Linked DNA regions of Homo sapiens: all the other regions are linked to region 2. Evidence: chromatin loops called from intact Hi-C (ENCODE). Cell type or tissue: Caco-2. All regions are shown on one strand. Region 1 overlaps LOC101927166 (a long non-coding RNA gene). Region 2 overlaps COPZ2 (coat protein complex I subunit zeta 2). Region 3 overlaps SKAP1 (src kinase associated phosphoprotein 1).

The links. A loop is a pair of places that touch in the nucleus more often than their neighbours do. Peaks named below come from ENCODE experiments on the same cell type or tissue, not always from the same donor. Only the 100,000 strongest peaks of a DNase experiment are listed, where the experiment ranks them.
Region 1: it touches region 2 in a loop (5-fold over the local background); 7 of 110 quality-filtered maps call a loop at or near these places.
Region 3: a loop joins it to region 2, with 9 times the contacts of the local background. A loop is called at or near these places in 3 of 110 quality-filtered maps.

What each region holds. Positions count from the first base shown.
Region 1 is chr17:48,454,532-48,459,531 of GRCh38, forward strand. It overlaps LOC101927166 (a long non-coding RNA gene), which reads left to right. Exons shown (of 6, transcript NR_110804.1): 4 at 488-742; 5 at 1,207-1,259. Among named protein-coding and RNA genes, the nearest start is that of SKAP1, 27 kb to the left of the region's middle. In Caco-2, CTCF peaks have their summits at 1,503, 1,714 and 2,905 (motif pointing left); DNase peaks (open chromatin) are centred at 2,250 and 2,920; H3K4me3 peaks cover 231 bases; H3K27me3 peaks cover 95 bases.
Region 2 is chr17:48,024,634-48,029,633 of GRCh38, forward strand. COPZ2 (coat protein complex I subunit zeta 2) reads right to left here. Exons shown (of 9, transcript NM_016429.4): 7 at 4,492-4,543; 8 at 3,839-3,877; 9 at 1,534-1,842. The coding sequence ends at 1,795. Among named protein-coding and RNA genes, the nearest start is that of MIR10226, 5.7 kb to the right of the region's middle. RefSeq lists enhancers at 1,595-2,153, 2,154-2,710 and a silencer at 3,094-3,360. In Caco-2, CTCF peaks have their summits at 617 (motif pointing right) and 1,939 (motif pointing right); DNase peaks (open chromatin) are centred at 48, 668, 1,548, 2,018 and 1 weaker place; H3K4me3 peaks cover 1,334 bases.
Region 3 is chr17:48,179,307-48,184,306 of GRCh38, forward strand. SKAP1 (src kinase associated phosphoprotein 1) reads right to left here. Exons shown (of 13, transcript NM_003726.4): 8 at 3,088-3,151; 9 at 748-942. Among named protein-coding and RNA genes, the nearest start is that of MIR1203, 25 kb to the left of the region's middle. In Caco-2, a CTCF peak has its summit at 2,524 (motif pointing right); a DNase peak (open chromatin) is centred at 2,535.

The sequences.
Region 1 (5,000 bases), 430 kb after region 2:
TCAACCATGGCAACCATGCAAGCCTAGAGACCAAGAGCCAACACTGAAGGTAGAAAAGCAAAAGGATGAAGGAAGCCTGGTCAGTCATAGCATTTTTCAGCTGATGAACCAAAATAAGACCTCTACATTTCTTATTTTGTGAGAGAGTAAGAACTTTTATTGACACTTTTAGTTTTTTGTTACCTGCTTCTGCATTTTGACACATTCAAAATATAAAATGATACAGAATCTATATCATTGTAAGTACATAAAATATGTTAGTGTGTGGATAAGGACAGGATGGTATTGGTAGGGGCAGGAAGCAGGGAAATTCTCGGCAGAAAAGGGCAGGGTCCCTGGCGAAGCCCCACCCTCAAGCCTAGAACCGCGGTCCAAAGTGAGAGCATGCATTCCTATTTTCTTGCTCAAATGTTGCCTTTTCCAAAATCACCATGACCTGTCTCACCCCTCATCCTGTACCCATTAAATCCCCTGGCCCAACTGGCAGATGGCAAAGAAGGAGAGAAGAGAAGAAGTAGCCAGACATTGGAAAGAAACAGCTTGACTTCAGAGGAATGGCTTGATGGTGGGACTTAGGAGAAGTGTACAGCAGGGGACTGCTGGACTCCATGGGAAGATCACCTTCCCACTCCATCCCCCTTCCAGCTCCCCATCCTGCTGGGAGCCACTTTCATCAGTAATAAAATTCTCCGCATTCATCACCCTTCAATTTTTTCATGCAACCTTGGTTGCAAGGACTCAGGTATGGGTGCAAAAGGTTGTCACACTGACCCTCCACTGAGCTGTTAACACTTAAGCCATTCATGGACAGAAAAGCTAAAAGAGCACACTGTAACACATGCCCTCTGGGTCTTCAGAGGTTGCGGGTACCCCCACAGATGCTGCTGCAGGGCTGCACAGTTTTGCTCCTGCCAGCACCCAAAAGCAGTCACTCTGGCTCCTGCACCTGCTCACTTGTGTGCTCCCCCTCCTGTGAGGGATTGAGAGCTGGGGGCTAAGTAACTGAGGCACCCCTGTTGCAAGGTCCATGAAGGGGTCAAGGAAAATTTCCTGTTTCAGTACGATGACTAATACCAAGACCAGAATGTTCTATAGAGAAGTGTTGGGGGAAAGGGAGAGCAGGGTCCCATTCCTGGACATTCTGATTTAATTGGCTTGGGGTAGGAGCCAAGCATTGGTATTTAAAATTTTAATTTTATTTTACAGGTGGAGAGACGAAGGATCAAGCAATGTGACTGGTAGAAACTGTGTTATACAAGGTAAACCAAGAGAGAATTGTGCAAAAATGTCTTCAGGGTCACTTCTTTCCCTAACTTGGTCCCTCAGAGTTCTTTCCACTAGATATCCAGTGTGTTCAACCTAACTCCTATCTGCAGTGGGCCTCCAAATATTGCACCCCTATGGGCAGGGCTGTGTGTCATTTCCCTGGCCCCTATCTGGGTCAAAACTGTCATTCCTCCAGGGACCTGCTGGGCAACTAGCAAACTAATCTTCAATGTATTTTACCCAAGGTGTTAATGACAGATAATGGCTTAATGCATTACCCCTCCCAGCTAACATTTCCATTTTAATAGAGCCTTTAAATGCTTTAACCTGAAGGAAACAGCATGAAAAATGCAGGGATAGCAAATATCTGGCACCTTTGCTCCTTCCCTGTTCCTGGAAGACATCTTCAAATGGTCACTGAGGCTTTTCCTGCTATGCCTGGACATACCCTGAGAAGCCCATAGGGCCCTGGGCAGCCCCTACCAGCCTATGATGGGAGTTACCATGCAAGATGAAATCTATTTGCCAACCTTATCGTGAAACAAATATTTGTCCAGGAGTAAAAAGACCTGAATTCTACTTTGGGGCTTTGACATTACCTGGACATAGGGCCTAAACAAATTTATTAGACATTTCCAAGTCTCAGTTTCCTTACCCATAAAATGAGAGGACTGGCATTAGAGTCAAGCATTTCCAAAGCATAGTTCTCAATCTGCCAGGGACTCTCAAAATCTGACCTCACAGCTCTCCAAGCTGGTTGCTGCTACCACGTACCTCTTCCCATTTTTGCCTTGCTTCCCACAAGGGAAGGAAATTCACTCCCAACTGGGCACCACCTTTCTATCTCTATTTGGGGACCTTCCTGTCCCTGAAAGGCCCTGGGAACATAATGTAAAGCAACTATGGGGGCAGCTGCTAAGAAGCCAGATCTTGTGACACTAAGAGTCCAGTCACGTGGTTCAGAGTCCACAGCAACCTGTGGCGACTATGCAGTCATCAGCCAGAGAGGCAGAGCCTCTGTCTGGAGATGTGTCAGAAATGGGTGTGACTAGTCCCAGACACATCAAGTGAGGAAAAATCAGGTGTGCAGATTACGTTGTGTAAATGCCTTTCTAATTCTCAATGCTCCAGGAAGGAATCTCAGAGATTAAATTAAGCTGTTAACCCTCTAGGCGCTCCTGTCGTTTATTGTTAAGGAATTAATAGGAATGCGGGAATGCAGATGGCCTGGCTGTCAGCTCGGAGAGGCGATTTTTCTGATCTCCAAGGAGGTTTCCAGCATCTTTCATTAAGCACTCGTGTACCAACTTGTCATTTTAACCGAGCAGCAAAGAAACTCCCACTCAACTGCCTACCTCAGGTGCTGGGAGTGCAATCCTCGGAGGAGTCTTTCTGGGTTGCAGGTGCAGGGGAGGCGCCCAGGTGATGGGGGTGGGGTGCAGCGAGAAATGGATTTAAAGCCACTCCAGGAAGGAAATCGGATCCCAAAACCTGGTTGTCCTGGGCACAGGCTTCAGGTGACTGCAGAAGATTCCTCTCTAGCAATCCTGAACTGAGCAGAGATGTGAAAACTTACTTCTTTCCGCTTTCTCGAAGCGCTCCAGGACGCAGGTGGCACGCTCAACGCGGGGAGGCGCCACCTACAGGACAGAGGAAGACCTGCAGCTTGGGCTTGAGATTTCAACAGTCTGTGGCGGGGGCTGATGAGGGCGGCCCCTCCTCCTCCTGGAGTAATAATAGTCCCTGACATTTATCGAATGCTCTTCTCGTGCCAGACACTGTCCTGAGCACTTGACATGTATTAATGATTTTAAACCTCACAACAACCCTATTAGGTAGGTGTTATTTTCATCTTCATTTTATGGAATAGAAAACCACAGTTCCAGGAGAGAGAGTAATTTGCCCCAAGTCACCCAGTTAGGAAGTGGGAAGTGGAGACCCCGACCCTGAGTAGGCACTAAGGCGGGTGTGGTGGGATGGTTAGAGTCGGGCGCAACTCTACTCATGGTTCACAGCATTCAACTCTATGGGCCCTCAATTCTGCAGCTTTGGTTTACCATTTTTTGAGACTCGCTTACTCGTCTGGAAAGGAAATCTTTGCTAAGGTAATCATAACCTTGTATAATTTTTAAAGAGATGGAAAATGACAAACATCGCATATTCTCACTTATTTGTGGGATCTAAGAAAACAATTGAACTCCTGGAGATAGTGGAAGGATGGTTACCAGAGGCTGGGTAGTGGGGGGCCTGAGGGGGAGGTAGGGTGGTTAATGGGCACAAAAAAAAAAAAAATAGAAAAAACGAATAGGACCTAATATTTGATAGTACAACAGGGGGACTATGGTCAATAATACTTTAATTGTACATTTTGAAACAACTAAGAGTATAATTGTATTGTTTGTAACACAAAGGATAAATGCTTGAGGGGATGGATACCCATTTTCCATGATATAATTCTTACACATTGCATGCCTGTACCAAAATATCTCATGTGCCTCATAAGTGTATACACCTACTATTTACCCACAAACATTTTTGAAAAACCAAGGCGAAAAAGTGGGCACAGTGGGGCAGGGATGCTGGAGATTGTGTATCTCTCATCAGTTCATTTTTTCAGTTATATAGATGAGTATGAGAGAGGTAAGGGACCCAACCACGTGCACAATCTCAGTGACAGCGCAAGAACTGGAACCCAGATTTCCTCACTCCCAGCCCAGTGCTTTCCCCCCGTGCTACATTCATTCTTTAATCATCCATTGACAGGATGGATTCTGTATGTGGGATGGAAGGTAATCACACACAGTGTGGCTTCAGAGGCTCCAGGCCCACCCTCTGACCAAAATATACATTTCCTTTTTTTTTTTTTTTTTTTTTGAGACAGGGTTTTGCTCTGTTGCCCAGGCTGGAGTACAGTGACGCAATCTCGGCTCACTGCAACCTCCACCTCTGGCTTCAAGCAATTCTTCTGCCTCAGCCTCCTGAGTAGCAGGGATTACAGGCACACTCTACCACACCCAGTTAATTTTTGTATTTTTAGTAGAGATGGGGTTTCGCCATGTTGGCCAGGCTGGTCTCAAACTCCTGGCCTTTAGTGATCCGCCTGCCTCGACCTCCCAAAGTTCTGGGATTACAGGTGTGAACCACCATGCCCGGCTCAAAACATACTTTAAAAAAAACCTGGTGGCTGTTGCGTAAAATTCCACCATTAGTGGCTCATTTTATTCACTAAGACTTTGATCCTATCCACTTAGGACCAGTAAGGCTTTTAACTGTTGGCCATCATTTCATGTGTATGTAATTGAGTTCTAAAGCAGCGCTACTCAAAGTGTGGTCCACAGACAGCAGCATCAGTATCATCTGCAAGCTTGTTAGAAACGCAGGTCATGGCTTTCACCCAGACCTACTGAGTCAGAATTGCCCTAGTTCTCAAACTTCTGTGTATGTGCTTAACTTCTCATCTGAAGAGCTTATGAAAACACAATTTCCTGAGACAACTGTTCCCCACCTCAAACCCAGAGATTCTGATTCAGCAAGTCTGGGGAATGCACCCCAAAATTTGCATTTCTAACAGGCTCTCAGGTGATGCACCTGAGACCAGCTACTGCTGGTCTGGGGACTATACTTTCAGTAGGACCTAAGGAGTTCCTGATAACAGATATTGGGGAGGGAGAAGAGGGAGAATGAGCACACTGAGGTAGAAGAAGGAAAGGTTATCACCAAGGGTGCAAAGGGTA
Region 2 (5,000 bases):
TTGGAATAGCAGGGCCGAGGCGGGCGCGACCGCGTTGCTAAGAAGCGCATTTGCCCGTCCCTCCTTGCGGTCGCTTAAGGGTGGTGGAGGAAGCCAAGCCCTGGGTGTGGCCGCATATTTGCCAAAATATTTCTGGAAAATGTCTCCTTTCTTGTCGCCATACTAGCCCCTGAACTCCACGGAATTTAACCGAATACTCTTTTTTTTTCTCCCCTTCCAAGAGTTGCCATTTTGCATTATTTACTGGGACGGGTTACGTACTCAGCGCTTACAATGTAAATGTTTACATAACTATATCATTTTCTCTAATTGCAGAAGTAGTCAAGCCCGTTATAAATGTCCAATCTTAAACAGTTTTATAATGTAGGACTTGAAAGCCGCAGGGACAACTTCTATTAAGGTCCACGGCTCGCCACTTTCCCTCCTTCGCTGAAATTCCTGTGCCCACGCTGGCGCAGCACTAGCAGGGTGGGTCACGCGTGCAGGTTGCTAGGGCAACGTCCTGTCGCCGGCGTCGGAAACCAACCAGTAACTCTCAGGAGCCGGAGTCGGGTCCGCCCTGGGGGCGGAGTTAGTCAGCAGGTCGGTCCGGCGGGAGCGCGTTTCCTGCCGGTCCCTGCAGGTGGCACCATAGGATCGCGGATGCTTTCCTGGGGCGGGGCTTTCCTGGGGCGGGGCTTCCCGCAGTGCTCAGCGCACTCCAGGGGCGGGGCCGGGGTGGAGCCGGGGTGGAACGTGAGCCACCAGCTGCAGTCCGCAAAGGATCGAGGGAAACGAGCTGTCCCGGGACGCAACGCTAGACAAGCTCAGGGACGCATTTACAGGGACGCAGAAAGTGTACGCGTCAGAGAGTGGAAAGGAGAAAACAGGTTCTGGGACGGCGACAGAGAAGGGAAGTCGTGTCGCCCAGAAAGGCTATACAATCTCCACCCTTCCCGTTTGTCCCTGCGACACCCTTTCACCCTCCTGTCCCTCCGGACCTGCAATTCTTCACACCCTCTGCAGCGCACAGGGTGCTCAGGACACATGTGCACGGTGGGGGCTGGCGATGCTTCCTCGCCCCCACCACCCGCAAGCTTGCAGAGAGCTGTAGTGCCCAGGATGTATGCCAGGATAGGAATTCCACGGTTCCAGGCATGCCAAGAAAAATAGCCATGCTGTTTCTCGGTTTGTTCAGAGGAAGCCTTACCTCTCTTCCCTTCTGGAGTTTGGGAATGGAAAAAATGACTCAAGGAATCCCCAGCGGAGCTACCATGTATGTACTGCATTGCAAAATAGGGGTACCATATTTTGCTCTCCCCTACCTGGCAGTATGCGCCACACATGGGGCTCCGTGGTATCAGCGTCGCACCCCCTCATGGTGTTAAATAGTCCCCTTTCCCTTGTCCCACATCTCTGCCCAATCACACAACCACAGGGACACGCCCCACCCTGGTACTGGATATCCCCACGATGAGCCACAGAAAGTGCAGGAGCCCTTATATGAACACACACACACACACACACTTCCTAGGCCAAGAGAGAAGGAGACCCTTGGCAGAAGACAAAAGCAGGTTTATTAGGGCCCTGGGGCCAGGAATGCCTAAGATATGAGTTAAGGCCAGGGCCGTGAGAAAAGGTGACTCTCCTGAGGCCAAACCTTTGCATCTCAGAAGCCCTGGCTGGAGACCTTAGGAGTCAGTTCTGGGAGGGACCTGGGGATACAGAGGGGTCTCTCCTGACCCTGGGATCTTTGGGCTTTTGCCAGGATTGGGGAAATGATCTGGGGGGCAGGGAGCCTTGAATCCACAGCCTTCATTTCAATAACGACCATTTAATTTGTTCCTTGGCAGACTGAAGAACCTGGGGTGGGGTGGGGGAGGTTGAGAGAGAATTGAGAATGTCAAATGCCTCCATACACAGTCATGGGGAGGTCCACAGCCCACCTTGCCGAAGCGCCCCTGCAACCACCGGTCACTAGGTGGCAGCAGCTTGTCTCCACTTGGCTTAAACGCGGCCAACCCTCCAAGTCAGAAAGCGCAGACCAAACCGGCTGCAGCCAGCTCCCACCTCAGGCCCAAGCCTGCCCAGACCTCTGGCTCCTGCATCTGCAGCGTGGGTGTGGCAGCAGCCTGTCTCCCCGCTGTCATGCCATGAGAGTTCCCGCCCACAGTGCCACGTCCAGGCGGAGACGGGGCCCAGGCCTGACACTCCCTGTGCTCAGACGCCTCAGCAAACCCCTAGCTCTGGCCATGGCTGGCAATGTGTCCTCAACACCCCACCGCAACCCACTGCTGATGTGGCATAGCTGGCAAAGGGTGGCCAGCCAGACCCTGCGGTGGGATGCCTGGTGGAAAGTCTCAGCCCAGTGCTTACACAAATCCATATAAGTGCACACGTGCATGCACAATACCAAAGCAGGAGAGGGGGACAGGACTCAGGTGTGTCCCTCAGATTGTCCCTCCAGCCACTCAGCCTTATTCCCCTCTAGAGAAGGAGGGAACGCTGTGTCTCCTCCTCCTGCACAGTCTCCCTCCTCTCTTGGGGACAGTGGCTTAGGGTTCCCCTGATTCTCCTAGCCAGAATCTAACTTTGTCCTCATTTTATCCCCCATTGGCTACCTGTAGCTTCCTTTGTTTTTACTCAAGAATTCCATCAAAAATGCTATGTTTTCATTCTTTCTCCCTTTGGAGAAATACTGATGGTTATTCAGCATGTGTTAACTGGCTTGGAGCCCTACTAAGAGCTTGTCACGCATTGGCTCATTGAATTCTCATAACTCCATGAAGAGGGTCCTGTTATTATGTGAGGCCCAGAGAGGTTGAGTAACTTGCCCTAGGTCACCCAGCTTTAGGTGGTAAGGTAGAACACGTACCCTGGGATGACTCCCATGAGCACCTGTGTTCTTATCTGCTCTGCTTATTACTCCCTACCCTCTTTCCACTCTAAAAATTGCCTTGCAGCTGCATTCATTCCAGCATGGTATGAGGAAACATGGGGAATCAGAGGGGAGGGCGAAGCAGAGTGAGCGCTAAGGGCAGTGCAGGAAAATGGGCGCCACACCTGGGACTCCACACGAGACAGCACAGGCTCATCTCGGTAGGGCCACCACAGCACGAGGAGTTAGCGCCAGGGCGGGAAGTTCCATACAAGCAGGATTAGTCTGAGCAGAGAGACCTGCAGGTGGACAGAAGAGAGGTCAAGACAGTCGTCCTGAACTAGCAGGAAGTTTGTGCAGCTGGGGAACTGATCAGGCTTCAGAGCCAGGAACCTCCCCCTGGCCTTACGCTCTGCAAGCACCTCCAGATAAGACCATGCAGGGTTGTGGCAGGTTCTTCCATAGCCAGGTCACTCAGGGGTAAGGTGACAAGTGATGAGTGGGGAAAGTCAGATCCTATCATGGGTTTGAGAGTCCCTTAACAATCCCAGTGTGCACCCTAAGTGGCAAGGACAGGGGTTAAGAGCCAAACTCCTATTTGGTACCCTTTCCAGGTTTCGGTAGAGGGCGCATCAGAGGCCTGAGTTCCCAGATTTTTGGGGTGCACAAGTGACCCAGCCATCTCCAAGGTAGGCAGCTCATCCTAGTTTCAATCCAACTAAACCAAGCCAGGAGATGAGGTGGGCTGATGGTAACATGCCCATCCATCCATTAGTACCCAGCTCCCCTGAGTTGGAGAGCCCGGAGGCCTCCAGTGAGTCTTTCCAAGATATGACCTGTCACTGCCTCATCCCTTCCCTTCTCACCCCTGATTTTTCAGACTTGATAACTTCACTGGGTCCCCCTAGGATGCTCTAGGATGCTCTGCTCCCCGTATCTCTCTAGACCATTTCTAGCCAAGGCAGATGCAGGGGGGCCTACCTGGGCCACACTCTGTTCAGTCAAGCCGCCATCATCTGCCTGTAAGGAAGCAGAGTCAAGGGGTGGGGTAGGGCCAGCATGAGGGTCCTGGGTCAGGGAGGTGAAGGAAAGGGGCTTGGGGGTATGGGTGAGGTGGTGCAGTGGTTAGGGTGATTCAGAGCTGCACCTGTGTCACTGGTTAATAGAAGTCCTGCAGCCTGTCATTTGGAAGCCAGGACCTCTGGGATTGTGCTATGGTGCGTGGAGGGTGAGGGAAGATGGGAAGAAAGATGGGAAGAAAGGTTTCATCCAGACATGAGAAAGCCAAACAAGGCAGGGAGGTTCTATCCATACCCCTGACCCCCAACCTCAAGGCCAAGGCAGCCACCTAGTGCCTCTTTGAAGATGTATTTATTTCCCCAGTCTATACTTCCTACCAGGAAAGAGGTGAGGTACTTGTGCTCCTAGCCGGGGAGAGGACAGGAAGATTTCTTCCATTAACTGGCATCCCACCCAGAAACTGCTGCTCATCTCACCCCTAACAAGTGTGTCAGCCCAGTGGTTGGCTTCTGCTAGAGGAGCTTGGGCTTCTACCATCTAGGCCCTAGCAGCCCTATTCCCAGGGAGGACAGGAAGGGCAGCCTAAAAGAGGAGGTGTCCAGGAAGACTCTTACCCTAAAATTCACCTTCTGGATCACTTGCTGGGGGTCACTCTCCAGAATCACACTACAAGATGAGAGGAAAAACCAGGAGGCAAATCAGTGGCACAATCCTCCCCTCCGCCCCTTCTCCTTGCCAAGCCTCTTCCCTCTCCGAAGGCATCCTGCAACATCTCCACCTTCCAGGTCCCTTCCCACTGATAGCCCTCAAGTCAGAACTCTCCCTCAGCATGGAGAGCCCTCAGCTCTGATTCTTTGATGCTTCAACCCAGTGGTCCACATGCTTTGTCATCCCTGGGCAAAATCTTTGAAACTGGATAAGAACAGTCTGGTCTAGGATGATCAGGTTGTCAAAAGCAGGGACTCTCAAAACTCAGAGCTCTTGAAAGTTCACTTCACTTTCTGGGTATAGGATTGGATTCCCTGTGAAAAGAGTTAGGAAGAGAGGCCCTGGGGGTTCTTATCTTGTTGCACTGTTATTTTATGGCATGGGGTCATGCCCTGCATAAAAGAAATGAAACTCC
Region 3 (5,000 bases), 150 kb after region 2:
AAAGGCTCAGGCTTTGGTTCTCCACTGTCTGACCCCCACTGAGCTTTGCACCATTCACCAGCTGCTGTTATCCCCACCAGACATGGCTATGCAGAAGCAGTGATGACTATACATTTTTTGAGATGCTAGTTTTCATGCCTTTGGAAGAAAGGAAATATATTGAGTAGACCTGCTGTAATGATGAGCAGATAAAACATGTTAGGGTTATTTTTAAGAGATGTGATTTGATTCATGGTATATCTGAACTAGGTAATAATGAGTTGTTCTCTATCAAGGTTTACTATCAAGGTTTGGTCTATCAAGGTATTACTAGAAAGGTTGGTCAGCATTTGCATATTTCAGAGTTTTGAAATCCTTCATAATTTTGAAGCGATTTTCCATTATTCTCACAACTACACACCAAAAAGTTGAAACTAGAGAATTTTGATGACTCATTCCAAAACTCACAATAAACCAATAAAAACCAACGTAAGTATTGTTGACTCTTTAACCTGGTGGACACATGTAAAAAGTTACTTCACATGGCATGGATAGAAGACACTCATTAATCAAATTCTTCTTGCTCCCAGAGCAAGGCAGAGCCTCATTACCCACTTCCCTACAATCTCATAAAGCGTCCCACATTATCTCCTTCAGAGGATGAGGGTTAGATTTGGCTTCCTTTGGAATTTTCAAAGTTATTATTCTTCCACCAGGTCATGAATTTCTGAAACTAGCATAAGATAATCAGAGGACAAAATTTCTCACCTGGCAAGACTTCATAAATATCTTCTTCTTCTTTCTCCTCTGTAGGCTCTTTTATCCCCACACTCCCAGGCAAGATAGTGGGTCTGCACTGGGAACCACAACTTGGGGAGTCAAAACCATCAATATCATCATATGTCTCTTCTTTTTCTTCTTCCTCCTCATCCTCTTCATATGGAATGGTTAAGGAGCTCAGATCTAACAAGGCAAAGATGAGAATGAATCAAGAAACAGAGAAAAAGAAAATAAGACAGGAAAGGAAAGAGGGAGAAGGAGGAGGAGGGATGAGAGTAAAATATGTCAAATGAAAATGAAACATTAGGTTAAATGCTATTATTTCTAATGTGGGCTTTGGTGGCAGGAAATCTACAGAAAAGGCCAGAATAGCACTGCATCAGGTTTAAACCATCAACATAAATCCTTCCTTGCAATAAAACTTGATCAGAGTGAAGCAGCCTGAAAAGTATGGGTGTGTGAATGAGAACATGAGGCAAAGGGAAGAAAATAGGCCAGAAGAGGAAAAGCCAGTGTGCTGTACACAGCTTATCACGTAGAAAACTGGAAGGGTGAGTGAAGGCTTGCAGTCCTCCAGGGTACTCAGGCCGTGGGAGCTAAGGTGGCCTCTGTAGGGTGCTGGAGCTGTCAGAAGCTTATCTCCCCAGTGATTTCACTGCAGAATTTCAGACAAGTTTGTTCGCAGAGAAAAAAATGGGCAACAGTGGAAGATAAAAAGAAACGGGGTATGGAAAAATATAACAGTAATACAAGACCAAATGGAATGGCTGAACAATGCAGTTACCATGTCCTTTTGCAACTGCACAGTCTAGCTGACCTTAAAGTGGGTCACTGCATAGAAGGTGTTGAGCCATTACAGCACTGGGGAGCACCAGGGCAGGGGAGGGAGATTGGTTTTTTATTTTAATGGGGAACTGAGAATGTTCATTCTCTGATGTGTACTACAGAGTGCTCTCTGAAACCCTGCTGAGGGCCCTCTGCAGGATGGGTGAGTGCAGTCAGCATACTCTGGGGAAGGAAAGGATGGAGAGACGTCCAACTTTCATTTCAAAATGCAATAAAATTGTTTGGCTTGATTAGCCTTTTAATAAAGATTTTGCAACAATTTTCATCTGAATTTTGGTGCCACCACATACGAGGAAAAGATCAAAAACACATTTGTGGCTTAAACCATATGTTATTATTTTGTTTTAAAATAAAATGGAATGAATAATTTCTTCAATGTGGGATTCTGAAAGTACCACAGGGTACAGCTCAATAAAGCTGCTTTGAGTTTTATTGAGGTTTACACACTTAGGGGTATATTACACGCATAAATCCAAGGCACCTAGATGAGAGTGTACCCTGTAGTCTCGCCATCAATGTTCATGTTTGCCTAGTTCCAGTCTATTATACGTGACGCTGTTGGTAGATGCAATAGTTTGCTTTTGTGATAGCAAAGGCATAACTGAGTAAAACAGGCAATTCTTGTAATTAAAGCACTGGTGCTTCCTTCTTTTTATCCACAATAAAATCTTATAGCAGAATAAAAATCTGAGATGAAAAGGCTTTGCGTTTTTAGCTTGACGTGTGTCTTTCTAGGTCTTGGGCCATGTATAAAGTTGGTGTTTCTGCCTTTCTGCAGAACAGAGGTAGGGTCCTGCCATGATGGTAGGTGACAATTATATAATACCGAGTGACTAACTCAAGGTTGGCTTATTCTACCTGACAGACCACTCCCAGATAAGGCTTCCCTGGCCATTGTTTCTGCTTTGCCTACAGGCTGGCCAGCAGAGGGTACTCTAAGAGCAGTCATTTACCATCTTCAGGCAGGACTCTTCCCATCCCAAAGCAAGGAACATCTTATTGTGGCTTGGGAAATAACAGTTTGTTTTTAATGTCCAATGTCCCTGAAGACCATCTAGATTGGTTTAGATTTCTACTTCCTCCTAAGACTAAAATAAGGAGATTTTGAACCTCAATTGCAACTAGATGACTTTAAGTTGGATATTATGAATTTCCTTTCCAGAATATAAGGGGTTAGGAGACACCGAATTGGGCTGAGCTGATTTTTAGAATCTCCTTTTCTAGTGATTTTGAATATTACAGACTTGCCTGTAGGTAGGTGGATGAGCTATGATACCAGAGGTCCTCCCAAGGTTGATACTGTCTTTATCTTCTCATTCACACATAGTACTATTTGTTGTTGTAATATGGGGAATGTGGTAGGAAAGGTAGAGGTGAGAAAGGGCAGAAAAAATACATACTGAAGTCTGTAGATTATATTTATGCAACATAACTTCAACTGCAAATCAACTCAAGTATTATTTCTGTAACAATGACACTTACCCTTTAACAAGAAACTTATTTGATCCACCCAGTCTCTGGCTTCTGCTGGACTAGTAGCTGTAAACTAGAGAAAAATCAGTGAATTAATTTATCACTGTCACTAAAATTTCCATGAATCTTGACAGGGATGTCCAAGGGGGAGGAACCACTGAGTTTCAGAGTCAAGTTTAAAGCTCAGGATTCTCTGCCTGCTTAACATATAGAAAAAAGACCAAATATTTCACTCAAACTGATTTTTTCCTTCTGCAATTTTGCATACCCAGAGATGACAGCTCTTTGAGTCTAGACATTCATGTCCTTGTGCATTCTTTCATTTGATTATCTATTCCTTCATCAGACATTTATTTGAGAAAAGTTTACAAGAAAAAGAAGCAAACCAACCCACACACATGAAACGGGAACACTAAAAGGAGGCACATTTTGTAACAACCGGATATCAAGAGGAGACAGGGAGCACCTGTTGTTGCCTAGAGTAGGTCAGAGTGGCTTGCTGAAATAATACCATTTTGGCTGGATTTTAAAGAAGAGTTGGTGGAAACTGGTGGACAGAGTTGGACATTTTAGGTAGGCAGGCCTATGTGCAAAAGAACAGGAATGAGAACATGACTTACGGGGAAGCCTGGCAGATCAGCTTGACTGAAGAACAATAACAGATGAAGTTGGAGAGTTGAGGGTCAGAGAAGAGTCGGTAAAAGGGCTCTGAGTACTAGGAGTTCAGAGTTAAAATGCAGGCAACAGGAAGCCACTATCAGCTCTAGCAAAAGGAGTGGGGGATTCTTTCAATAGTAGTGAGTAGGAAGGATTGGAATAGAGAAATCTGGAGGCAGAAGACCAACTGGTCCTCTGGATGAAGTGACAGGAACTTAACTATTGTGATAGCTGTGGGAATAAATAAGAAGGGAAAGAGCCAAAGGATATTGTAGAAGAAGAATCCACAGACCATGGTAACGATTTGGATTCAATAGGCCAAAGAAAAGAAGTAAATAAAGTACATTCTGATTAACAAAATAGGCCAGTCAAGCATCAGCCTTTAGTAATTTTTTTATTTTAAATGAATCAACTTGAAATAATTGTTCCTGAAAAATATTTTAATTATCTGGCCATTAGGGTAAGGTAAAGGTATATGCTATACAAAGAAACTGGATTCCTGCATAATGCTTATTAATAGACATTGTTATTCTTGATTTCTTAAAAACAAATTTCTATAAAAACATTTCTAGAAATACTGGTTTAGACTTGTTACGTAAACTTTTACCTGGATGTGTTACTATCAGAATGTAATAATAAAAATAACTAGGAACATATTCAGTGCATAGATCTATATTATATATATTCATAAAAGACTCTATAGAAAAGTTTTAGTTCAAATTTCAAAAAATTTCTGGAAATTACATAATGAAGACCTAGGTCCTTTAACAAAATAAGAGTTAAGATACTGTAGAAATAAAAAAGAAGAATGCTGAGAAAAGTCTGAAGACTAAAAGTGTTACTTAAGTGGTTAATTTACTCTTAGTATGGTGTTTTCCTTTTTCATAAGCTAAAGTTTTTCTAAATTGCTTTAATAAAATTGTGATAAGATAAAAATTACCAAAAAGCAGGAAACAATACACACACATGCAAACATACATTTTTGGTGAAAATCACTATATTTCCACAGTCAGAAATTTTTAAATTTTATTGGTCATTCAGCATGAAGATGGCAAAAATAAAATAAAACACATTAATTTTATAATGAGGTAAAGATTCAAACTGAGCACAGTACGGAATAAGTCTTTCTTGCCCCGACCAGGTCCTCTAGTCCTTCAATTATTATTGTTACTATCGTCACCAATATCTTAGAAATCCTTCCAGAGATATGCAAAGCATCTACACACAGGAAGATTATTTTGGATAGCAAGATGAACATGGGAAAA